Linked DNA regions of Homo sapiens: regions 2, 3, 4 and 5 are each linked to region 1. Evidence: chromatin loops called from intact Hi-C (ENCODE). Cell type or tissue: OCI-LY7. All regions are shown on one strand. Region 1 has its middle 100 kb from the start of LINC02227. Region 2 overlaps LINC02227 (long intergenic non-protein coding RNA 2227). Region 3 has its middle 22 kb from the start of LINC02227. Region 4 has its middle 220 kb from the start of LINC02227. Region 5 has its middle 270 kb from the start of LINC02227.

The links. Peaks named below come from ENCODE experiments on the same cell type or tissue, not always from the same donor. Only the 100,000 strongest peaks of a DNase experiment are listed, where the experiment ranks them.
Region 2: a loop joins it to region 1, with 6 times the contacts of the local background. A loop is called at or near these places in 3 of 110 quality-filtered maps.
Region 3: it touches region 1 in a loop (2.5-fold over the local background); 6 of 110 quality-filtered maps call a loop at or near these places.
Region 4: a loop joins it to region 1, with 4 times the contacts of the local background. A loop is called at or near these places in 2 of 110 quality-filtered maps.
Region 5: a loop joins it to region 1, with 5 times the contacts of the local background. A loop is called at or near these places in 2 of 110 quality-filtered maps.

The regions. Positions count from the first base shown.
Region 1 is chr5:158,509,457-158,514,456 of GRCh38, reverse strand. No RefSeq gene overlaps it. Among named protein-coding and RNA genes, the nearest start is that of LINC02227, 100 kb to the right of the region's middle. In OCI-LY7, no CTCF peak of the experiment used is centred here; DNase peaks (open chromatin) are centred at 786, 2,816 and 3,336; H3K4me3 peaks cover 2,460 bases; H3K27ac peaks cover 4,108 bases.
Region 2 is chr5:158,396,749-158,401,748 of GRCh38, reverse strand. All of the region lies in intron 1 of LINC02227 (long intergenic non-protein coding RNA 2227), which reads left to right. Among named protein-coding and RNA genes, the nearest start is that of LINC02227, 11 kb to the left of the region's middle. In OCI-LY7, no CTCF peak of the experiment used is centred here; DNase peaks (open chromatin) are centred at 2,318, 2,958 and 3,778; H3K4me3 peaks cover 1,270 bases; H3K27ac peaks cover 2,679 bases.
Region 3 is chr5:158,429,569-158,434,568 of GRCh38, reverse strand. No RefSeq gene overlaps it. Among named protein-coding and RNA genes, the nearest start is that of LINC02227, 22 kb to the right of the region's middle. In OCI-LY7, no CTCF peak of the experiment used is centred here; DNase peaks (open chromatin) are centred at 2,688, 3,088 and 4,078; H3K4me3 peaks cover 2,324 bases; H3K27ac peaks cover 3,270 bases.
Region 4 is chr5:158,191,999-158,196,998 of GRCh38, reverse strand. No RefSeq gene overlaps it. Among named protein-coding and RNA genes, the nearest start is that of LINC02227, 220 kb to the left of the region's middle. In OCI-LY7, no CTCF peak of the experiment used is centred here; DNase peaks (open chromatin) are centred at 978 and 2,278; H3K4me3 peaks cover 2,183 bases; H3K27ac peaks cover 2,949 bases.
Region 5 is chr5:158,674,915-158,679,914 of GRCh38, reverse strand. No RefSeq gene overlaps it. Among named protein-coding and RNA genes, the nearest start is that of LINC02227, 270 kb to the right of the region's middle. RefSeq lists an enhancer at 2,504-2,553. In OCI-LY7, CTCF peaks have their summits at 2,303 and 2,505; DNase peaks (open chromatin) are centred at 2,584 and 3,104; H3K4me3 peaks cover 1,412 bases; H3K27ac peaks cover 1,388 bases.

The DNA of each region.
Region 1 (5,000 bases):
AGGAAAATGTCCTTGATCTTGAAGTTATTACTTCATTTCATGAAATACCTTAAAAGTCAGTGAAAGACTACAAAGTCAGAAAGTCAATTGTTTTTTTTCCCCTTGGATACAATTCCAATATGTGCATATAAACACGTCACAGAGTTCTCTTAAAAAAAAGTATAGCTTGGGATCTAGGTCATGCTTTCAAATAGCCTTATTATACCCGTTATGAAGTGGACACTCAGGTATTTGGCTTGGAACTTTTATCCACACCCAAATGGCTGGGTGATTTATAACTTGCTATCCACATTCTCATAGCTGTTTGGTCAATGTTAAAGCCTCAAATTAGGCTTGACGTTTATCAGAAAATACACACACACACACACACTGAACTATCATTCAGCAAATGATGTCATAGGCTAACCACTATTTCCAAGTACCTTTGCACTGGAGCTAGATTCTAGTTATATGTTCTTCCTCCCTCCCTCCCTCTCTCCTTCTCTTTCTCCCTTCCTTCTCTCCCTCTCTCCTGATGTTCTTTCCTTTCTCCCTTCCTTTCTTCTTTTCTTTCTTCCTTTCCATTTTTTTTCTTCTCCCTGTCCCTCTCTCTATTCCCTCCCCTCCTGTTTCTCCTCCTCGTTCTTCTTTTTAACATTCATAGCACGGGAAATAAATGATTGACTTCTTCTTGTCTTATTCCAACTGATTTCATTCTCTTTTGTTTTGGAAATAGTGCTAAAAACCTCAGGAGGAAATGTTTTTTGTTCAGTGACTGATCTTGATACTTCCTGCTTCTTGTCAAGCCAGAAATAGCTCCTCAACAACTGCAACCAGGGAGTAGCAAGAAGTGCGAAAATGAAATAAAAATTTGTGTATTTCTCCGCACAGAAAAAAAATCCATTGTTCATTCATAAATAAATAAATATTGATTGGGCTCCTCTGATGATAGGTCTTGTGCTCATGCTGGGGCTACAGCAACAGACAAAAAAAGAAATGATTCCTCATATCACTGAGCTCAGAGTCCAGTTGATCAATACTTACCTTGAGAAACAGTGCTGTGGACATGGTCTGTTACCCTCCCAGGTAACAGGAGGAACATTTGTTTCTCCACGTGTATCACTATGGGGTCTGGGGGAATTAACACTATCTTCAGCTAATAGTCAAGCCCTAACTGGCCTAAATTGATTAATATAATCTCATCCCTAGAGTACAGTATAGTACAGTTATTGTGTCAGAGATGGACACATGAACTATGTTGGTCCAATCAGAGAGAGTATCTTTGCTTAATGACTAAGGAAGGAGAACCAACTTCTCTCCTCTCTCTCTCTCTCTCTCTCTCCCCCTTTCTCTCCTCATTATCTTCCTCCCCATTCCTGCTGAATGTGAATGAGAAAGCAACAAGTCATACTGTGGCCATGAAGGGGGCCAGGCCTAAAGTGAAAATGGAAAGCAGAAAGAAATCAGGTATTTGGTAACATAGTAAGCTGCTGGATCAAACCCTAGCTAAAGCTTCTTGATGTTCAACTACTTTCTTCATCTATATACAGGTTTTACTTGCATTTCCTACCCCTTAGAGGTAAAAGAATACTGATACACACAGGGATGTATGGCTTATTCAACAATTTGAGAAATACAATATTCTACTCACAAAAATGTTCCATGTAACTGAAATGATACTTTATCAAATATACTTGATTTATTTTTTATAATTATTCTAAATTATACACATTGATGCCTTAAAAATTATACCAAATAAAAGATGTGAGAAGTACTCATATAATCCTAAATACTTCCTCCATGTTCCATAGTACACTGACATCTTTGCAAACTACTGATGTGGATCGAATTGTTGTCTACATGCTAAATATTTCTGAATACCACCCTTTTTTAAAAGCTGCACTTTGGAGTTTTGCAGTTATATTCTTAGCTTCCAGCTTCCACTCTGTGTGAAGATCATGACGCCAACCTTTAATAGCTATTTATTCCATATAAATTACTGCTTCTAAATCTGTTACAAGCTGGGAAACCATATTACTGAGTTTGTTAGAATTGTTTTTAAAACAAGAATGAATGGACACTACGTAAATGCCTTGGGGGCAGGGGGCAGGCAGCAAGTCTCCTGTCTATTACATGTTCTTAACCCTATTGTTGGAACTCTAAGGCTCCATGTAGAGGCCTGAGAAGCCTACACAGGAGATAAGAAAACAGAGCTGTGGGGTCCTGGGAACACCCCCTCCCCATTTCTGCTTCAATCAGCGCATTTCCATTTTTATCTGTTTTATGTAACAGAGTTCTGAAAAAGATTTCATTTGAAATAAAGATTCAATTCTTTAAAGAAAAGAAATGCTCCCCTATACCAGCGTATACGATGGAATACTGTACTAGTTATTTTCAGGTAGAATATTTTCCATAGTAGAGGTAAAGTCTTGGTTTTGGAAACTTACCTACACAATTCCAGTGAAGAGAAATAAGAAATAAGAATTGCAGTCTCTGCCTTGTGGAAAATGGCTTAATTTAGTTTTACTAATGTTGCTTATTCAAATCTCATCTCAACAAAATGCATCTTTGCAATGTCAACAGTCCATTTTGCTCCATTAAATCTAAGGTGTTATGAAGCTATAAGATATAAGGTGTTATGTAAGATATACCATTATTGTATGTAGAATTAAGAAAGAAAAAGCATGGCCAGTTAAACCATACACTGCACATATCCTTTGTGCACCACTTCACCTACAACAGTTCTGTGTAGTGTTTGGCCTGCTTCTGACTGCTTCCTGCCCCAGAATTTCTCTGACACTGCACTGCAGAATGCCTGCAGCCTTGACATTTACACACCTGCAACTTAAGGATGTGGGGAGGTCATGCTCCATGGAGCAACCCACAACCAACTGTAGACAATGTCCTCACAGCAGATGATTCTAAGCCAAATTTCATAAAACTCTCCACAGAAGGTCCTGGGTGAATTACTAGTCACATACAGGCTAGGCCATTCAATAACATCACCTTGCATTACCTTTCCCCACTTCTTGTTCACTTGCCCTCTCCTGGCCCTAGAAATCCATTCTCAAATAAGCTACCTGCATGCAAACCTTTGTCTTAGGCAGGCATTGTGAATTGTAAGACATATCCCAATTTCAGAGATGTTAAATATTTTCATCTAAGAATCATGAAATATGGTCCTTTATGAGAATAAAAGACAAATTTGTTAAGTAAACAAGTTGATATCAAAGACCGTCACCCTATACTTAAATAAATAAATAAATAAATAACACTGCAATTTTATTTGTAAATTGTTCTCCTTTGCTTCTCATCTACAGCCCAGGGCAATGTTCCCACTGAGCACAATGATGACACTTTGTCCCTGTAAGCTCCTCAGGCTTCAAAGAGGGATTAGAGAGTTCACTTCACTCTCTGCAGAGAAGTACAAAAGTCAATGAGAGACTTTTATGATCTCCCTCCATACCTGCTCCTCCTAGGTTAAATAAATGGCACCTCCATCCACCCAGGTGTTCATAACAGAAACTAGAAATCATTATCAGGTTATGTAAAGTCTGCCTCTTTAGAATTTCTCAAATCTGTATAATTCACCTTATCTTCACTGCACCACCTATTTCATGCCACCATTACCTTTCCCTGGGCATTCATTGCCTCTGAACTGGTCTCCTACTTCTACTTTACCCTACTCTAACCCATTTTCCATATTATTCTTTCCATCCATCCATCCATCCATCCATCCATCCATCCATCCATCCATCCATCCATCTATCCGTCCGTTCATCCGTCCATCCGTCCATACGTCCATCTATCCATCCACCCATCCATCCATCCGCCCATCCATCCATCCGTCCATCTGTCCATCCATCCATCTGTACATCCATCCATCCATTTATCATCCATTATTTTGTCAAATAATTATTGAATGTTTATATGCAGGCACTGTGCCAGAGTTTGAGGAGTCAATGTTGAACAAGAAAAATATTGTCTCTGCCCTCATGAAATTTTACAGACAAGTATAAAATCAGGTTACATATCTATAAAAATGTTCATATATGTGAATATTTCAGATTATATATTTATACAAATCAACTTGACACTTTATCAAATCTACTCGATTTATTTTTGATGGTAATTATTACAAATTATACACATTGGTGCCTTAAAAATTATACCAAATAAAAGATAAGGAAAGTACTCATATAATCCTAAATACCTCCTCCATGTTCCCATAGTACACTGACACCTTCGCAAACTATCACTGTGGGTTAGATTGTTGTCTACATGCTAAACATTTCTAATATTTTCCTTTATTAAAAGCTGCATTTTGGAGTTTTACATTATATTCTTAGCTTTCATCTTCCACTCTGTGTGAAGATCACTCTGCCAGCCTTTAATAACTATTTCTTCCATGAAATATATATTTATATATTTATAAGTATATTTTACATATATAAATGTTCTGATTTTTATATATAAATTAATCTGAAATGTTCCAATTTTTATATATTTATGTATAAATGACAAATATTTCAATATTTTTATATTAAATATTTAAATAGTATATTTATAAATAATATATACATAAATATAGATAAATAAACTTGACAAATATTTAAATATATATTCATATGTAAATATATATGTGTGTGTGTATGTATACACACACACACACACATATATATATAAATCTGAACATTTTATTCCCTTTCTTTAGTGATACTCAAACAACTTCCAAAATCTTAGCAGGTGAGCCCTATAAGATCTTTCACAATCTGGCCCCTCAATATCTAGTCTTGCTGCAGATCACATTGTGACACCCTCCCTCTCTCCGTCCCCCAACACACAGGCACCAGCTACAGTGGCTTTCTATCAGCTCCTGTAGCATCAAGCTCCTTCCCATCTCAGGTCACCAACTTTCTCTTCTCCACCTGAAATATTCTTCTTTCTCTTTATTTCCTGGTTAACTCTGATTCCCCTTCAGAAGGAATGCCTTCTATGAAGCCTCTACCAGGCTGAATCCC
Region 2 (5,000 bases), 110 kb after region 1:
GTTTTTCTACTCCATTCCCTTAATTATGTGCCAGTTTTCTCTGGAATCACTCCAATGTCTAGGATTTTTTTTCCTTAACCCAGAATGTTTCCAAAATATAAGTGTGGGAAACCAATATGGTCTGACAAACCTGCTCTTCCTCTTTAGTGATACCCTTTACACCCAGTTCCAGTGACTCCTTTCTCTTTGTCAAATGATTCAAAAAAGAATGAAACTATCTCTAGATTCATCCCGCATGCTTATTTGTAGGGGCATTTGTTCATCATAAAGACTATCCAATTTGATTTATTTTTCTATAGATAGCTAATTTTTCACTTTTTATCCTCCTATGGAATCTCTTATTATTATTTTTAACTCCGGAGTTATTTATTTAGTCTGGTAGTTAACACCAGGTGCTGTGGACTGGCATCATCAAGGAGTGGAATGGTATAACAGGAAGACTATCCTACCCCAATAGAGGTTTTTGTTTTTTTGTTTTGAGACAGGGTCTTGGTCTGTCATCCAGGCTGGAGTGCAGTAGTGCAATCTCATCTCAGTGTAACCTCTACCTCCTAGGCACAAGCAATTCTCCTGACTCAGCCTCCAGAGTAGCTGGGATTATAGGTGCACACCATCAAGCCTGGCTAATTTTTTTTTTTTTAAGAGATGGGGTTTCATCGTGTTGGCCAGGCTGGTCTCAAATTCCTGGCCTCAAGTGATCCACCCACCTCGGCCTCCCAAAGTGCTGGGATTACAGGCATTAGCCACCACGCCCTACCCCATATCCCAGTAGAGTTTTAGTTCAGGTTGTGATACTGACACACTATTTGGCTTTAAAGAAGGATTTAATGTCTCTGGGCCTAGCAAGCGGTTAGGAAGACAGAACTGGGTGATTCCTAAGACTTCTTCAGTTCTAACATTCCACAGTATCATTTCTTAATGGTCTGGTTAATATCTTTTCTGAGTTCTCATAGGCTCAAAATCAAACGAAGTCCTGGACCAACACCTGTAATATCTCGCCAAGCCTGCATTCATTACCCATATTCTGCATCTGTCAGGAGGTGACCATCCAGGCTCTTTCAAAGTCCATACCAAATGTACATGTGTGTTCATGCACACACATGCATGCACACACACTTAGCTTTGAAAGTGAGCATTTATGAAATCCAGTCCCACAGAAGTTCAGCTCTGTATCTTTTTTCCTGCTGGATATGCAAGAAAAAAGAAATGGTGTCCTTGTCCTTCACTCTGATAAGAAGGTGGCACACTGCCTTCCCCTCTGATAATCTAAATAAGGAACTATTTATCTGGAATGATTTATGCTATTTTCTAATATTCTGATTATAAAAACAGGTGAATATACCACAAACTTACCTTAATAGACTGTGGCCCGCCCTTTGCAATCTTTTTTGTGTATTTTTGGTTTAGGACATCCCTCCTTCATGCCCAGTCCCCTTGATAGGAACCAGCCATGCCTGGACTGAATAATCGCCATTATATGACTTCTCCCTAGTTTTGCAGTTTAGAATTCCATTCTTTTGGCTTCTGGGTTCATCTTAGATCACAATTTTGCTTGCTAAATTAAGAAGTAACTACCCAAAATCACACAGGCATGTATCAACACCTTTAATCTCCTAGGAGGCATATTGTCCTGACCTGCTGATTCATATAGTATGTGTTATGCTCAAATTACTGAAGAATTCCCTTACCAGCCTTTTGTCAATAGTTATTTTTGCAAGGTCTTCATTACTTCCTAATTGACTAAATTCATTTTCTTCATTTCTTTCATTAAAGACAGGCTTAGAAGTGACATCAATTTTGTAGCTTTTCTAATGGCTTTCTTCTTTCAGGCTTGTCCTCATTTCGAAACAGGTCTGTATTCTACCCTTAGCTTATATCATCTATCTATCTATCTATCTATCTATCTATCTATCTATCTACCTACCTACCTACCTACCTACCTACCTAGCTACCATCTAGCCATCTATCTATCATCTGTATTTTTGGATTTAATTGAGATTTTGAAAAGTCGCCAGTAACCGGATGTCTAGCTTTATAAACTTAGGTATGAATAACATTCCCCCTAGTAAGATTTCCCCCTTGCCTTAGTTCAATATGCATGGAACTACATGGCTGGACTAGGAGGAACCTGGCCTCTTTATTTCCTGACCATCATTTTCCCCTGATCTGGGCTTCTAAGATCAAGTCATCCTTGGTCTTTTTTACCTAGTGGATCCAAAAGTTTGATGTGCCTTCCCGAGGCTAGAAAATGCCCTACTACTATAAAAAGTTCATTGCCCCAGAATGAACTACATCTCACTGGGCTCTGCGTGCTGCATTCCTTGCCAATGCAAGTTCCTACTGAAGATTCAACAGGTCTTTCTTCAATGGCTACATTCAATTTGTTTCATGGCAAAAGTGCCCTGAATGCCCAAATTATAGTTGGGGTGTGTGTGTTTGTGTATGTGAGTTTTAATTCACTGAAAAAGTTGCTTCCCAAGGTTTAGTGTTGCACCTAGAAGATCTGAATCTGTGCATGTTCTGGGTTCTTCTGTTCCCTGGGCCCAGAAAAACCATTCCCTTTACCATTTTAATGGAGGGTTGAAGTCCTAGATCTGTGTCTTTCCAAATTATATAAATAACCCTCAGTCATTCGTTTTAGGAGCCTTGAAACCTCCCTTCACCAATGAGTCAGTAAAAGGCACCCTGGCCACTTTACTAGATGGAGACAGCCTAGAATTATAGAGAAAAGGAGGGGCTCCATCATGACTCTCTTAGAAGATCTTCAGGCTCCAAGGCAAATGTTCTTCCCCCTCCGTTGGGCTTGCTTAGCAATCGTTTTTTCTGGTCAGATACCTCACTGTACACTCTAAATATTCTTAAACATTAAAGCATTTTGCTAGTGGCTTCTTTTAGCATTTCCTTCTGAGACGCTATCCACACCTGGCTGACAATTTTAACCGTCTGTGTGGCTGGCCAACTTGGCTCAACAAACCACAGTAAGGGTGTGGGTGTTTTTCATTGAAGAAACTGCTTTTGCTGTTTTTACTGGCTTGACCAGTCAAGCGAATTAAAAGAAGTTGCATGTGCTTTTAAAAAATTAAACCATTTTTGGCACCTTGATCAGTGTTTTGTTGAAATCTAACTGATTTTTACTTGAGTTTGACACAAGTTGAGGTTTAAAATTGCTTTCATCTATAGACCTCCCCTTTCTATGAATAACCCACAGAGCCAGTCAACCCAGTATGAACATTCAGCTTGTCAGTTTTGCCATCTGCTACTTGGGCATAAAATCTAATGGTCCCCATTCATTGCTTAAGATCAAGATCTTTGAATATGGTAAGACCTAGAGGGGGTCTTTAGCCTGGTTTTGCCCTGCACTAGCTACATGACCTTGGGCAAATTACTTCCCTTTCTTTGTGCTTCAACCATCAAATGTGAAATGGGTTATTACTTTCTCTGTGATAAGTGCTCTTGAGGGTACAAAGATTATCAAAATAAGATCCCATGATCAATTAATTTATATTCTAAATGGAAGAAGAAGACAAAGACACAAATAGGTACATTGAGCAGTGAGTTCATGAGACATCTACGAAGGGCCATGGGGGAATTAAAGAAGGAGAGATTACTTCTCTGGGGAAGAGGGTTATCAGGAGGCCTCCTTGAAGAAGGTGATATTTAATGAAGAGTTTGATTCAACAGGCAGCAGTAAAAATAAGAAGAAATCAGCAATAGCAATAGCAATAGCAGCTAACACTTTTAGAATGTCTCCTGCAAGCCAGAGCCTATGCTGAGCAGGTGACTTGTACAATGTCACTCAACCCTTCCCACAGCCCCATGACTTAGGTATCATTAGCATATTTTATTTACAAGGCGGAGAGAGGTTCAATAACTTGCTGAAGAACATGCATCTTGTAAGGTTGTGCCTAGATTTCAATACAGAGCTTGTGTTCCTAACCACTGGGGATGTACTGCTTCCAGCTAGTTGGAAAGGGGGTGACAATAGAACCAGTAGGAAGAGTTTATACACACGCAAAAGAGGGCTGCAACAGTGTTCAAGGACAACTGGGTACTTATGTTTGGCTGCAGGAATGCATGAGAGAGCGGCAGGAGTAGGAGGTAAGGATGAGAACATAAGCTGAGGTCCCCATAGGGAGAGATGGCCTTTAGGAGCCCTGCAATCAGAGTAAGCCACACAGTCAGAGATTTGCTTCAGGAAGACGGATTTGGAAAGGAAGGTCACTAAGGCTGAACTGAACGGACTATGGACTGGTTGGGTTCAGGGGAAAGGAAGGTTGCTAAGGCTGAACTGAACGGACTTTGGACTGGTTGGATTCAGGGAGATGAAGGTGAGGCATGATTGCCAAGTTTCCATCAGGAGACAATGTGGAGGAAAGCATGTTGATAATTAGCGAGTGCCAATCAGATGTAAGATTTCTCTTTTCACTCATGCTCAAGTTGTGTAAGAATAGGGGTTCGCCATGCTTTTCTGTCACTAAAGAATATTCAGATTCCCCCAGAAAATCTCCCTCATGGAACAGGGTGGCAGCAGGGACACCTTCCAATGTCCTTTCTAAAATCATACGTCCATGCAATTTCCTAAGCCACAAGCACAACACACATAATGATAACTGAGTTCTTCATCCCTTCACATCCCTGTCAAGAAGAGGGTTAGAGGTAAAACAGAAAGGTACAGGGCTAGGGGCCAGTTTCAAACACATCCTAGTCACTTTCAATTTACATTATTTTGGACCAAGTCACTGATCTCTGTGCACCAAATTATCTCGTTAAATCCTCTTAACCACTCCAGGAGGCATAATGAATCCCATTTTGCAGGTGCAATAAACTGAAGCTCAAAAAAATTAAGGAAGGGCTGGGGTATGAACTCACATCTGCCATGCTCAAAAGACTGGGGGTTATCAGATCACTAAAGTCTTTAAAAATGTAACATTAATTTATTTGTAGTACTGACAGTCTCTATTTTAAGTACTCTAAAGTATGTGTAGCTCCTCAAGTGACCT
Region 3 (5,000 bases), 80 kb after region 1:
GGGTTAAATGGCATAACGCTTTCAAAGGGCTAAAGGTATCCAACACAGAGAGTACATTCTCAGAACATGTTAGTAATCAATATTATTGTTATTATTCTCCATATCCATATTGTCCTTAAGGACTAGGAGAAATGCAAAAGAAGCACGAGACGTGTTCCTTCTGGATACTTCCAAAGACTCTAAATTAGGGATTTACTCATCCTGATTAGGCAAGTAATTCAGTTCTGTTATGTAGCTGTCATCCTATTGTACCCAGGTTTAGGAGACTCAGTTCCCTAAATTTGATTCCCACCTCCACTACTTACTCGGAACTGTGGCCATTTCCTTAACCTATCGCTGACTCAGTTTATTTATAAAAGCAGTGGGATTAATTATGGTCCCTACATCTTAGGACTGTTGTGAAGAGTAAAAGAGATCATGGATACAGAACCCTGAGAAATATCCAGTACATCACTGGCTCTCAATGGGTGTTATTTTTTATCATCATCATCATCATCATCATCATCACTACCATCCTCATCATTAAGTATATCCTAGACTTTGCCTTTTACTTCCAGAGATTCAAGCTCAATGATCTCTGACATGCCCCAGGCAGCTGAACTTTCCAAGGCTTTATTTTAGAACATGTGCTCTGTTGGAAAAGACAAAGCTTTTCACTCCATTCTAAAGTACTAGATGGGGATGGTGTACACTGCCAGCCACTCTTGTCTTATGACAAATCGTCCATATTTGTAGGTTTGCCAGCTGAGGTCATGGATCTAGTCCTTGGTGAGAAGGAGGAGGAGATGGAGAGAAAGGAGAAGAAAGAGAAAGGAGAGGGAGAAAGGCATGCTACCAGTGCCTATTGGGATTGAAATCACAGTTGCATCCTGGCTGAGTGATTTGGGGCAAATTACTTCACTTCACTTTTCACATTCAGAGGCAGTGCTAGTGCCTCTTTTCTAGGCACGATTGAACTTTAAAAGAAAGAATACATCTATGAGTACAGTGCGTAGCACATATTATATTCTCAGTAAATTGCAGCCAGGTTATCATTACAGATGTTCTCTGTCCTATAAGCAAAATAACTGATCAGAGACCACATCAGGATAGCATTATCCACCAGCTAAGAGGTCTCACATTATTCTTGCATCCTCTTTCTTTTTCTAAAAATTTAATATTGAGTTCAGACTATTGGGGAGAGCACAACTGCATTCTGTTTCAGGTTTGAATGTGAAGACCATACAAGTGCAGTAGAAAGGGTTTTGGAGAAATTTAACAGACTTGCATTCCAGTGCTGACACCATTTACTTTCACTTCTGGGTCTCAACCTCTGAAATTAATATTGGAGGTTAAGACTATACTAGATTATACGTAAAGATCCCTCCAGCCATTCTCCCTTAGGATTCTAATTCCTTAAACCAGTACTTAACAAGGAGTACCTCATGTGAGATTATTGGGTCGCTTGTGAAAAAATGGGTATTCCTGGATTCCCACCTAGGTTTACAGGAATCAGAATCTTTAAGCCCCTAGTGGGAGCAAGGGCTTAAGGCCAGGAACAGACAGACAGACAGACAGACAGACACACACACACACACACACACACACACACACACACAGATGGAATTTCGCTCTTGTTGCCCAGGCTGGAGTGCAATGGCGCCATCTCGGCTCACCGCAACCTCTGCCTCCCCAGTTCAAGTGATTCTCCTGCTTCAGCCTCCCGAGTAGCTGGGATTACAGGCATGCACCATCATGCCCAGCTAATTTTTGTATTTTTTAGTAGAGATGGGGTTTCTCCATGTTGGTCAGGCTGGTCTTGAACTCCCGACCTCAGGTGATCCACCTGCCTTGGCCTCCCAGAGTGCTGGGATACAGCCACCACGCCTGGCCCAGGAACATATATTTTAGTGACCTTCTCAGAGATACACTGCCTGAACTGCAGAGGAGACAGACTTTGAGGTAGTGATGGAAACAAGAGAACGGAAATGGTAAGTAAGAGGGAAGTCCATTCCTGCTCAGGTACATCACTGTGAATTGAACCTCATGTAGAACATGCTGGGCACTTAACCCATTAAGATTGCTGAAGATGCCAAGAAGAAATATTTATAGGCACTTTTTAACATAGTCTATAAAAGAGGAGGTTGATTCAAACATAAATTACCTACCACATCATTCTTTAACCTCTAAATCCTTCTCTAATGACTTGAAAGGCAGCTTATTAAAGCAAAGTGCATGTTTAAGTACTAGATATACACTGGTTAGTTTGCAAACATCTAGAGAAACAGAAGTTACTAAAACTGGCAGGTTTGCTAATTAAAAAAAACAGCAAAAAAAGAAATGTTAAGAAATTTTCAGTCTGGGCAAAATGGCTTAAATATTGTGGGATGTGATTTTCTCTCTTTATCTCAGATCTACCTTCTCCTGAGTTGGCTCCATTTTCTGGATAAATCTTCCCATGTAATAGCAAGATGGCAGCCAGGAACCCCAAGGATACATCATATCCTGTCACAATCCCAGAGCAACTTGGGAAGACCAGGTGTCTCTATTCAGGCTGTTTTAGGATCTTGGAGTAAGCTCTCATTGGACTAGCTTGAGTCATGTCGTTGCCACTAAGCCAATCATAGTGGCCTGAGGATTGTCCTATGGTGATTGGCAGCTTATGTCACATGGCTACTCCTAGAACTGGGGTGTAGGGTTCACCACACTCAAAACACAGAGTGAGAATTGGTTTCTGTACACAAAAACAGGGTGATGTTACTAGGAAAAGTAACATATGGTGGTCAGGCAAATCAACAGATGTCCATTGCAACATCTTAAAGTAGCAAATATCTTTTATGGGCTGAGTACACATTGTTTTTTAACTGTGTGGTAAATTATGCCTCACCCAGTATATTTTCTTACTTGCTTTTTTTTCTGTGTGTATGATCCTTTATGCATTTGTCACACAGACACACACACACACACACACACACACACACACATACTGTCTTAACAGCCAGGGGAAATTAGATGACATTTAGTGATGGAAAAAATGAGCAGAGTTTTGATCATTGTTTAATTTAGCAAAAGAACAGCTCCACCTAAGATTCTTCCTGCCTATTGCCAACAGTGACAAAGTAGCTGGAGATATTGCAAATGTGCTTCTGAGACCTTCTGCAGCTGTTGCAGAAGTGGGACTGAAACCAAGCTCAGGGAGGGTAATCACCAGGAAAACATTTTCTATGTCTCTTTAGAATTCCTCCAAGAGAAATCTTTGGGTTTGTTCACCTCTGAATTCCCATTACCCAACATAATGGTTAGCACATAATGGATACTCAATAAATAGTTATTGAATGAATGCATGAATTAATCAATGAATGCTTTCATTTTTAGAACTGGGTTTTAGTCAGAAACAGATTTTCAAAATTACTTAATTTGTGGAGCTATTTTATGAAACAGTATGGTCATTTCTAAAACATAAAAATGTTTTTAGAAATATACATTCATTTCTGCCCCCTCTTCATCATTTACAAAGGAATAAACCCAATTTTGGTATTTAACAGAACAAAATGGCCAGGAAATGGTAGAATATTTTTATTCACAGCCTGAATTGTATAGGATTTCCAGATGCTCAAAAGCCTGGCGCTATTCAATGTTTCCTACAGTGTAGGAGGGCAAAGGCAATGAAATACAAAACTCAAGTGCGAGAGTTACTTTGACTTTAATTAGTTATACATTCTATACAGAATTGGTTTAAAATTTGCCTAACAATTAAAACCTCTCAAGAAAGATATACAGAAAATAGAATGGAATTAAATTTCAGAACATTCTATCAGTTTTCAGATACAGAGTATCAACAGCTGCATCTATATGTCTATATCAGAATTCTAGATGGAGGAAACTGAACTGAAAAAATATCAAACACCATCTCCAACCAGGGAGTATCCAATTGCATCAGAGTTGGAAAGGGTGAATCACAAAATATCTAAACTCTTCTCAAAATTATTTAATTTTGTTTTTGTTTTAAAAAGGAGGCCTAGGCCATGAGCCACTAAGTTATGAAACCAAACTAAGAATGACAGGTGTCCTAGTTATTTATAGCTGTATAACAAACTACCCCAAAACTGACTGGCATAAAGCAACCACTATTTTACTGTGCTTGCAAATATCGTGGGTCAGGAATTCAGGCCAGACATGGTGGAGATGATTTATCTCTGTTTTGTAATGTCCAGGACCTCAGCAGGCTGGGATAATTCAGCTGAGGGTCACTAAAATAACTTAGGGCTGAAATCATCTGGAAGCTTCCTCATTCACATGTCAAGGCCTAGGCTGGCATGACGTGAAGGCTGACCTTCAGCTAGGACTGATGCCCAGAGACCCTACACATGACCTCTCTGTGTATCTTGGGCTTCCTCACAGCATGGTGGCTTCAAGGTAATCAGACTTCTTACATGTTGACCAGGACTGGGTCATGTGCCCTTGCTGAACTAATCACAGACAAGGGGAATGAGATTATTAGTAACCCAATCAGGCCCACTTCTGGGGCTGGAGATGGGGTCAAGTTTTTCAAGGCACAAGTCTTCATGGGGGAGAGGTTGATACCTGAACAAAGTCAGGGTTCCTCTAAGAAAAAGGAAGGAGGAATGGATGGTGGGTAGTATCAACAGTGTCTGCTACCCTCTTCTCTGGTCTGCTGAAATGATTCCAACTGTTTTCTGTTTGCTTCATGTGATGGTAATTTCCTTATTTTATTTCCCTCTAAGATCTGAGGAATGTGGCTTTCTAAGACGGTAAAACTCATCTCAGACACGAAGTAAACTATTAATCACTGGGATGAAACGTTTTGGAGAAGGTGAATACTATTTGTTTAAGAGAACCAGACAAGCCAGTGCAAGTATTTCTCAAAGTTTATTCTGTAGACAATTAATTGTGTGTGCGTGTGTGTGGGTGTATGTGTGTGTGTGTAGGGGAGGAGGTAGATGAAGTGGGAGAGAAGGTTCCATTGTTTAAAAAAAAAGTCTAAAAATGCTGCATACTTT
Region 4 (5,000 bases), 320 kb after region 1:
CAGGAAGGATGGCACCAACATCTGCTTCTGGTGAGGCCTCAGGAAGCTTCCAATCATGGCGGAAGGCAAAGCCACAGGGCCGATGTGTCACATGGCTAGAACAGGAACAAGGGGCTGAGGGAGGTGCCACATTTTTAAACAATCAGCTCTTGCATGAACTCAGCAAGAACCCACTCATCACCAACGGGATGACGCTAAGCCTTTCATTAGTGATCTACCCATCGTGGCCCAATAGCTCCCACTGAGCTCTGCCTGCAACTACTGGGGATTACATTTCAACATGACATTTGGAGGGGACAGACATCAAAACCAAATCATCCTGCTTTGCAGCCGGTTTCCTACTCCTGGCCAAAACAAAAAAACAACCCAACAAAAGCCACATTAAACCATGTAGCACAACTAACCTCAAGCAGCTCTCTATGTTATTGGATTCTAGAAGTCCCCAAAACCAGAAATTCCCATCCCCTCCCCATCAAAAGCTAATAATAATAGTAATAAATAGCAGGCAAACAAACGAAAGCAAAAAGCCTTTCCCACTGTCTGGTACTGCCTGAAATATCACTGTATCTTGGAGAAGTACTGTGTTCCTCTAACATCTCGGATTTGAAAGAAAAGTGGTACAGTAAGAAATGGCCCCTGGCACACACCATCATCTACTTTAACATTTTGACTGAGGATCATTTTTCGTGGTAGGATCCTTCAGATATCCTCTGCAGACACACACACACACTCCAAACACAATAAAACACAACACACATCCCCCTCTCTCATTCTCTCGCTCTCTAAGCCATATACTCAACTTTATTGGAATCTGATTAAATAAACAAAAACAAACATTTCTCCTTAGAGAAGGAAATAATTTTCACAAAATAAAAACACAGAGCAAATATACCTATTTGAAGGTGAAAAGATCACTGTTTTCTCCAGCAAGTCAGAGAGAGCATGAACCAAGAACACGAGATGCTGCAGTTTGCTGATGTGAGTGTGTGGACAATGAGAAGCAGGTGGTGTATGAACACAGGCAGAGAGAAGGAAAGGAAAACTGTCATCTTAGCAAGGATCACTGCATTGTGCTATCAAGGTCACAGTTGGTAAAGACCAAAATACTATCTCCAAAATTTTAACAAGGATTCTTCCTTTCTCTTGTTCCCATAGTGAGTTCCGGGAAATGGAGAGAAAGTGTAATGAAGCATATTTCTTTTTAAATGGCATATAGCTGGCCTCTACTTGGATCCTGTTTTCTGACATCATTTTAATTAGGAAAGGTGAGAAAGTTTCCAACGTCCCCCAACCCCCTTCCCTGTATCCTAAATGAGGGTTTCACAGAGAACTGGCAACCAACACGATTTTGACAGAGTGAACTTCTTTCTCTCATAAGCATTCCTCCAATCCCCAGATAATACCCCTCATTCCTCCCACATTAACTAACACACACAACTTTTCTCCTCCCACCCTCCCCAGCTCTCACTTCTCTCCAAAACGTATAACATAATTGTGAAGGCTAATTATCAAATAATGCTTAAGCCTTTGGGAACAAGATAGGGGGTTCTACAAATGTTTTAAAAAGTCCCCAGGCTGCAATAGAAACGTGATTAACTGAAACAAAAATGCCTGCTGAAAACTTTCAAACCCAAAGTCAGTTTTTAAAATATTTTTAAATATATAGGTATATTATATACATGCCTGTGTCATAATTTATCTATATGTACATATGTCAAATGTGTCTTTTTTTAATCTGTCACAGAAATTCTCTGCCATTGTAGAGCAAGACCCTCAAAGAGAGAAATAATTTGAAGTCGGTTCATCCTTTTTTCTGACACATGGAGGTCCACCATGGATTTCTCCCATGACAGGGGACCCCTCAACTGGCTCTGGTAGGAGACAGGAGGAAGCTGCCTCTAGTAAGAGGAAGGAGAGAGCAAATCTAGGCGATACAATTCTCCTCCTGGCCTGAACATGAGCAGATAGGTTCTGACAGATGTAGTTTTTATCATGGAATAAAACAGGCTCACAGCAGTGTGCCTCACACATGAATGTCACATTTTATGAATTGCCATATTGTCTCACTACACGCTGCAGTGAGCAGGGCTGGGCAGACCACGAGGTTGAGGAACGACTCGGCCTCTCCTCTCCCACGCCCCCTCCATTCCAGGCAGGGGCACTGGTTTTTTGCCTGCATCCTCAGAGAGGAAGAAACAACGGCTGTGGGTGCACCTGTGTTGTATGGGCCAAGTCCTCAGCTGTGATGCACACAGAAGTTAAATATAGCACTGTGGCTGGTCAGATTTCAACTGTCCTGGGACCCTGAGCGGTTACGTAGCAGAAGGGGCTGGAGGGAGGGAGAGGAGGAGGGATTCAGAGAAAGCGTGCACAATAACAATGCATGATCTATCATGCAAAGAGCCGCAGGGCAGAAATAAGGGCTCCTCACTCCTTCAGTAGAAGCCAAGCCCAGGGTGCTGATTATGTGCGGAGCAAGCTGTCTAATGGGAAAGAGAGCTCATCCACAAATCCTGGGTCAGGAAAGCCAGGAAGGTCCATTCTGAGACTCTGTCCATAGATGAGTGTTCTGAGGATTAGCTCTTGACTCAACACTGTGGAGGAAATGGTATTCAAAATCTCTAGGGACTCACTTTCTAATTAAAGAGCAAGTCTTACTGGTTGCCTTTACTTCCCACCCCACTGAGACCCCTTGCTCCACTCATGGGACTCAGGCATGAATGGGGAATTCTGAGCAAGAGGCAATCAGAATGTGAAAAACATCCAATGGGGCTCTCCCTCACCCCCAAGTTATTGAGCTAGGCCTGAGTCAGCCAGAGTTAAGGCCAATGACACCTCTTAATTTGCTCTCTTTCCTATGATGTGATGCCGTGTCATCCAAATTAGACACAGTTACCTCCAAGGTATACTCAGTGTCATCATAGCCATGAAAAAAAATCACAATACATCTTCCCAGACCAATTTTTCTTTCAGTGCCTAACAGTGGGGCAGGTAGATTATTCTTATTAGAAAGCAAGCACAAATGTAAATCAGAAAATTCAAACAGATTTTTAAGATAAAACATTAGTCTTCAAAGAAATTATAGATTTCCAGGGACTATTTTGAGCTCAGCCCTATTACCTCCCTGAAAATGAATTTACTCCCTTCCATCATAAGGGATTCTTTGATTTAAAAAAAAAAAAAAAGAGCTTATGCGTGTGGTAGGCCTAAATAGTGATCTCTAAAGATATCCAGGTCCTAATCCCCAGAACCTGTGAATCTTGCTTTATGGCAAAAAGGATTTTGCAGGTGTGACTAAAGATTTTGAGATGGTGTATGTTTATCACAGCACTATTCACAATAGCAAAGACATGGAATAAACCCAGCTGCCCATCAATGGTGGATTGGATAAAGAAAATGTGGTATATGTACACCATGGAATACTATGCAGCCATAAAAAAGAATGAAATTATGTCCTTTGCAGCAACATGGATGCTGCTAGAGGCCATTATCCTGAGAGAATTAACGCAGAAACAGAAAATCAAATACAGCCTGTTCTCACTAATACGTGACAGCTAAACACTGGATACATATGGACACAAAGATGGGAACAGTAGACAGTGGGGGCTCCAGAAGTGGGGAAGGAGGGAGCTGGGGAAAGGTTTGAAAAACTACCTATCAGGTACTATCTTCACTGCTTGAGTGACAGGATCATTAGAAGCTTCTCCTCAGCATCACACAATATACCCATGTAACAAACCTACACATGTATCCTTGAATCTAAAAATAAATTTAAAAAAATTAAGACATTGAGATGAAAGATTATCCTGGATTATCTAGGTAGACCTTACATGTAATCATAAGTATCCTTCTAAGGGAAATACAGGTGGAGTTATGACTACAGAAAGGAGGTGACGTGGTGATGGAGGTAGAGACTGGAGTGATAAAATTTGAAGACGGAGGAAGGGGCCATAAGCAAAGACATACAGATGGCCACTAGAAACTGAAAAGGACAAGAAAACAAGTTCTATTCCCAGAATCTCAGAGGGAACCCTGCCAACACTTTGATTCTAGCTAGCCCAGGAAAACCCATTTTGGACTTCTGACCTGTATTGTAAGAGAAGAAATCTGTATTGTTTTAAGCCACTAAATTTGTGGTAATTCATTATAGCAGCATCAGAAAACTAATATACTTCAGAAATAAGAGTGCAGGTCACTGAGTTCAGCAACTTACACTATTATTACGAATGGTTTTACTTTGAACCACAAAGAACTTAGGATATTTGGAGATAACTATTTTATCTCCTTTCCATTAAAAAGTATTCCATTAAGCCACAAGGCATGTTTTCCTCTGACTGCCTTCCAGGCACTTGCTCATATCATTTCCCCTGCCTAGAAAGCCATCCTCATCCTCACTACTTTAGGTATTATGGTAAAACCAATAAATAAAATCTCCCTCAATTGAGATGCTTGATGAGAGTTAGATTTTCTGTCTCTAATAAGTTTTAGTAATTAGAAAGAGCAAAGAAAAGATTTCTAATCCCATAAAAGTAGGAAGCTTTTACCTCCAGTGCCAGTCTTAGATTTTTAGACTGTATGATCTCAGAGGCAACAAGCTGTCTTTTCTAGTGGCCTGCTGTTGTACCGTAAATGCATACTGTTCATTGGGGATTTTAGTTCCACTTCTCTAGTGGTCCCCAATAAAATGAAAATAATAGTTAAAAACCACTCTCAATCACTACCCCAAATTATAAATCAGTTTTAAAATAGGCTTACATTTTGCTCAGATCCTCTGATGAATTATCAAAAAAGTGAAACAACTGGAACTTACATTAAAGAGTTAACTGGAAAATAGGCAAAGATGATCCAATATACCACTAGTAGGAGACCCTGAAGAAGAAAACGAGAGAAGAGATGATCCTCAAGGGAACAGTATTAAAAACTATAGTTCAAAAAAGTTTTTCTGATACCAAAAAAAAAGTGATTTGAACCGTATATTAAAAGAACATGCCATGTACCTG
Region 5 (5,000 bases), 170 kb before region 1:
TAGGCTTCCTATTGAAGTCAGATCTTCTGGACTCGAGGAGGAGAGAGTGGAGAAGAGGTGGTGAGGCAGGAACACCAAGGGTCCCAGAGACGGGCTCTGTTCTCTGCTTCCTGGGGCAGAGCCTCGGAGTACCCCAACGCCAGCAGGGAATGAGGGAAGATCACGCATACAGACAACCAGGAGATCCATATCCAAGGGAGAAACCTGGTCACAGAATAGCACTCCTGCCCTCAGGTGGTACAGAAGCAGACAAGTCAATTGCCAGTGCTGGAGGGATAAGATGGAATCAGAAATCTCTCAGCAGTAGCCAGCGTGGATTCCAACTAAGGATCGCCAGGCCACATCCGGCTCAGGAAAGGTTGTCTGGAGGATCAGAGAGCTGATCTTCCAAAGGTCTGGGAACCATGTGGATTGCTGGAATTAAAGCTCACCCTTGGGGAAAAGGAATTGGAAAAACAACTCATTTTGACAGAGATTAGGTTTCTGCCTCATCAGTGGGGATCAGTCTTGAAACCAAAACTGAGCTTAGAGAAAGGGAAAGCTCAGCTTCTTGCACCTCTGAGAATGTGGTCTTTAAACTGCACCTGCTTTGCTCATTTCCACAGGGCTCCTGATGATTCACTACATGTAGGCTCAACTCCCAAATACAGTCTCTGAGCTGCATTAGCCACTGGGTGGGGAATGAAAAACAGCCTCATTCCACATCCTCATGGTCCTGGAGGGGAACAGTCTTCATATAAATATACACAAGAAACTCCAGTCTTCAGACATCTGAGCTTTTTAGCCCGCATAATCATAACACCTCCGAGAGCAGGGATGTCTCTATCAGTGTGTGGGTACACAGCTGCTCCTTCCATAAGCGAATCCTCTCCATCCAATTCAGACTGAGTTTCAAGTTGATTTTGGAGAAAATGTATACAGTTTACAGGTTTAAAGCCTTTTCTTCATCCCAGAGGACAAGCAGCCTAGGGGAAAGGAATGGGGGACTGCTAACATTACAGAGAAGAAAGGAAAGTAAGGCATCCCCAAGAGACAGGGAAGAATGAGGCCAGAGATGCAAAGAGGGCAGATGACAATTGTCAGATGAGTTTCATCACTCGGCTTTGCCTCTACCTGCTCCCAACTTCTCTGAAAAATTGTCCTTTGGGGCCCAAACTTTCTCTGTTTTGTCTCAGCCCAAAGGTGAGTTGGTAGGAAGTTTGAGCAGAATTGTTTCAGGCATCTTGGAGTTACGCAGGCAGGCAATGAAATAACATTATTTCCGCTTTCAAAATAAATAGGAGTTTTTGGTCACAGAGAGCTCAGGAACAAGAACTGAAGAATGGTTGCATCCTTAGACTCCGGGAATCCCACATCCCTGGTAGCAAACAAACCTCAGAGACTGGGAGAAGAGAGAAGATGTAGGAGTCTGTGGACAGGAGGAGAGTTAAAGTAGATTCTGTTAACCAAGTTAACTTATTTCAGTTTAATTGTATCATTACTGATGGATGGAAACCACAGGCCATGTCTTACCCTTTTTACTCTTCTTTTCAACCACTGAAAAGAACAAAATTCTCTTTGCCAGGCTTGTAGTTCTTTATAATTTTCCAGATTACCCTCCAATTCCAAGTGGACAAAGCTCTGTGTTTTTTTTTTTTTTTTGTCCCCCTTCGCCTTCCTTTGGCGATGAGGGGGTATTTTTAACCCAGCACCTTTAAACACAAACACACTAATAAAAATCTCTGAATCTAGACAGACAACATTTGTTAAAAAAAATATGCAGAAAAACAATTTGTACATACTATGAAGAGGCTGAGGAGTTAGGGTGGAGGCACATTTTCTGGGCAAGATTATACCTCTGGTATTTTTAAAATCAGTAAATACATCATAGGTCCAATGTGGCAAGATTTGGTGTGGGTTATATAGCCGCAGTGATCTCTTTTCTGGTCTCAAAGTATTCCTCATGGAGATAGCAAATATGTCATATGAAAAAAGGCTATATAATGCCTATTTCCCACTCCATGCCCAGGTGGCACTGCCACTGACTTCAAAGCATGCCTTATCCTTGTACCTGCCGCCCTGCAGATAATGTATAAAATAGCAGAGAGACAGACACATGTGCATGCCGAGCAGTGTGCTTTAAACATCTCAATATATTACCTGGCATGCGGGGTGCATCCTGACTGCTCTATGGATGCTTCCCTCCCGCCCTCCTGCCTTTGATATGCAAGAAGCTAGGGCCAAATCAGCCACTCCGTCATTTCCATTATAAGTATCTTTGGGGATGCGTGCTTTGGCAGTGAGGTGCCAGGGCCCCAGATTGGACCCCACCATGAAGTTCTCAAAGCTTAGCAATTTTGCAGAATTTAATGGGCGTTGGGAGACGATTTTACAGACTGATTTCCAGGAGCACAAATATTCAAATTGCTCAGCCCCTATTTGAAGACAGATCTGAAGGTGCACCTTACAACCTGTGTGGAGCAGGCTCTTTTGAATCTTGTCCTTGAAACAAAAAAAGGGGGGAGAAAAAGAAAGAAAGAAATGCAGCGCCCCCTGGGACTTTACCGGCAGAGACTCTAAGTGCAGCGTGACTGCAAAGGCCTGCCAGGAGTCCTTGGGGCAGGAGGGAGGAAGGGGATGAGAGAGACCGGAGATGAGAAGGGCCTTCAACAGCCATTGGGGAGGCGGTGGCGGGGGAGAAGAAAGGGAGACACGTACTAAAAACAACAGAAACACAGGTGGAAACGGCCTTGTGGGAAATCAGCCTGTCAACAAACAAAGCTGGAGGCTGGAAACCACTGCCTCACCAGCCCAGCTCCTGGGCAAGGAGATTGTTCTGTAAATAAATTAGCGGTGACTTTGACTGCTTGGAAATTAATACTGACACCATGAAAGCAGCAAATGGCTCCCTTTTATCAGGAGCAGAAGCACTACACTTCGCAAACGGATCTTCTTTGCCTTTCCCTGTTTTATTTTGCTTTGTTTTCTCGGGGAAAGTAAATTAGAGCCACTTACATCAGCAGCTCAGGTTAAAGAAGGGGAAGAAGAGAGAGAGAGAGAAAAAAAAAGTTTCATTTCATGTACCAGTGGCTTAGAACTTCATTTAAAGCTAATCACGCCCCCCACTTTCTGCGAGCCATTTCTGACAGCCAGCATAGCCTAGAATGCCCATTGAGAGACCCAGGCACAGTGAGCTTTGCTGGAGTTGCACCCAAAGAGTGGGGAAGTGGTCTCCAGGTTTCTGTCAATGGTTGAGAAAGTGCAGTTTCTAGAAAGAGTCAAGTCATCTAAGGTCTAACTTTTAAGAGCTGCCCAGTGTGGGCTTCTTCCAGAGGATCTCAGGTATTTCCTTAAACATGTACTCTTCTTCCAGAAAGATGACTGCGTTGTTTTTTTTTGTTTGTTTGTTTTTTACCTTCAGAAGATAGGAGTACCTCCAAATTTATCAGGTAAAATAACTACCTTTATGAACGTGACCCAATAAGGCAAAGCAAAGGCCTTGAAACTGTAATCATGTTTATACTCTTGTGAAAAATCAGAAAATCTGTCTTTTCGCTCTATCTTAATCATTGCCCTTCCCCCAAACAAAATGGACCAGTGATTTTAAAGAATCAGATACCTTTAGAAAAATTGCATATTGCAAATCTCTATCACTCAATATCCTACTAGTAAAAACTCTCTCTTGACAATTTCTGTACATCTGTGGTAAACTCAAAATTGATGGTGGCAAAAAGGACCTTGAAGCCTCATAAACTCTTGAAGCATGTTCTGGACTATAAAAGGTGCAATTATTTAATCTAATTTTACCAGAAATTACAGTTGTCTCTGCCTTGGAAGAGTGATAATCCATAGGTAATAGTCATGGTGACTCTGAAATAGCCAGAATCCTAGATTAGTGAGAATGACTCCAGTACCACCAGACATCAGAGTCTTTATTGCATATTAATTCTTTAGCTCGTGTTGAGACAAGCTTGCTGGGACTCCTTTGTTACTTTGTTACAGTTGCAAACTCCCATGTAGACAAAGAAAGTCAAAAGAAAACTTAGCCCTTGCACACCCAGCAATAAAAGATTGTAATGGACACAAAACACCACAACAAGCTGCTTCATTATGAAGTGAATTAGAGGTGCTGCAACTCGCTGCAGGGATCCCTCAAACTGTCAAGAACTGAGAAACACCTGGGAAGTAGCTGATGCTAGAAGGGACGTAAGGAAAGCACAGGAAAGAAACTAGAATTGTGTCAAGGACATTGGGCACATGAGTGGTGAGCCACAGAGTAAACACGGAGTGACCCATGTTGTGGCTGTCCCCTCCAATCTCACATCGCAGTGCTCTTACCAGGAAGGGCCTTGTTTTCATATGAAGGCACTAGGATGTGTGTTCTGGGATAGAGACACAGAGGCTGGAAAATTCTCTGGGAAGTTCTTCATGGGAAAAAAAACCCCAATTTGCTAAATGAGCAATTTGGAATAACCAATTTGTCAAATTATAAAGTTTACAGAATTCATATTGCATGAGATGATTTCTAGTCTTTGAGGATTTGTTTTTTCAAAGTTTTAGTTTCAACAATTAGGGAAAGTCCTAGATGGGTGAAATTGGCATGCATATACACTCACCATTTGGAAATCAAGGCCATGAAAATTTTTAAAATAGATGCAAATTAGCATAGATCTGCACATAAAAGGCATATGTGTCATTTTGTACATGAATAGTTGAGACTTTTGAAGTTTGGATACTCCACAAAATACACATTTAATCAAGCTACCTTGACAAATTATCAAACTAAGAGATGTTGGAAACTCAGTAAACTACACACAAAAGAAGTTTTGGAAGAGAATCCCACCCTAATATTTATAAAACCTAGACTAACAACATACACGCTGCCTTTAATTTAGAATAGAAAAGGAGTTTTCTTCCGAAAATTCAGAGGCCCCAAGGAACAGGACAACATAGACTACACTGACCTTTGGCTGGCTTTGCCAAACGCCTGTGGCTCTTGTAAACCTGGGCTAAGGTATTTG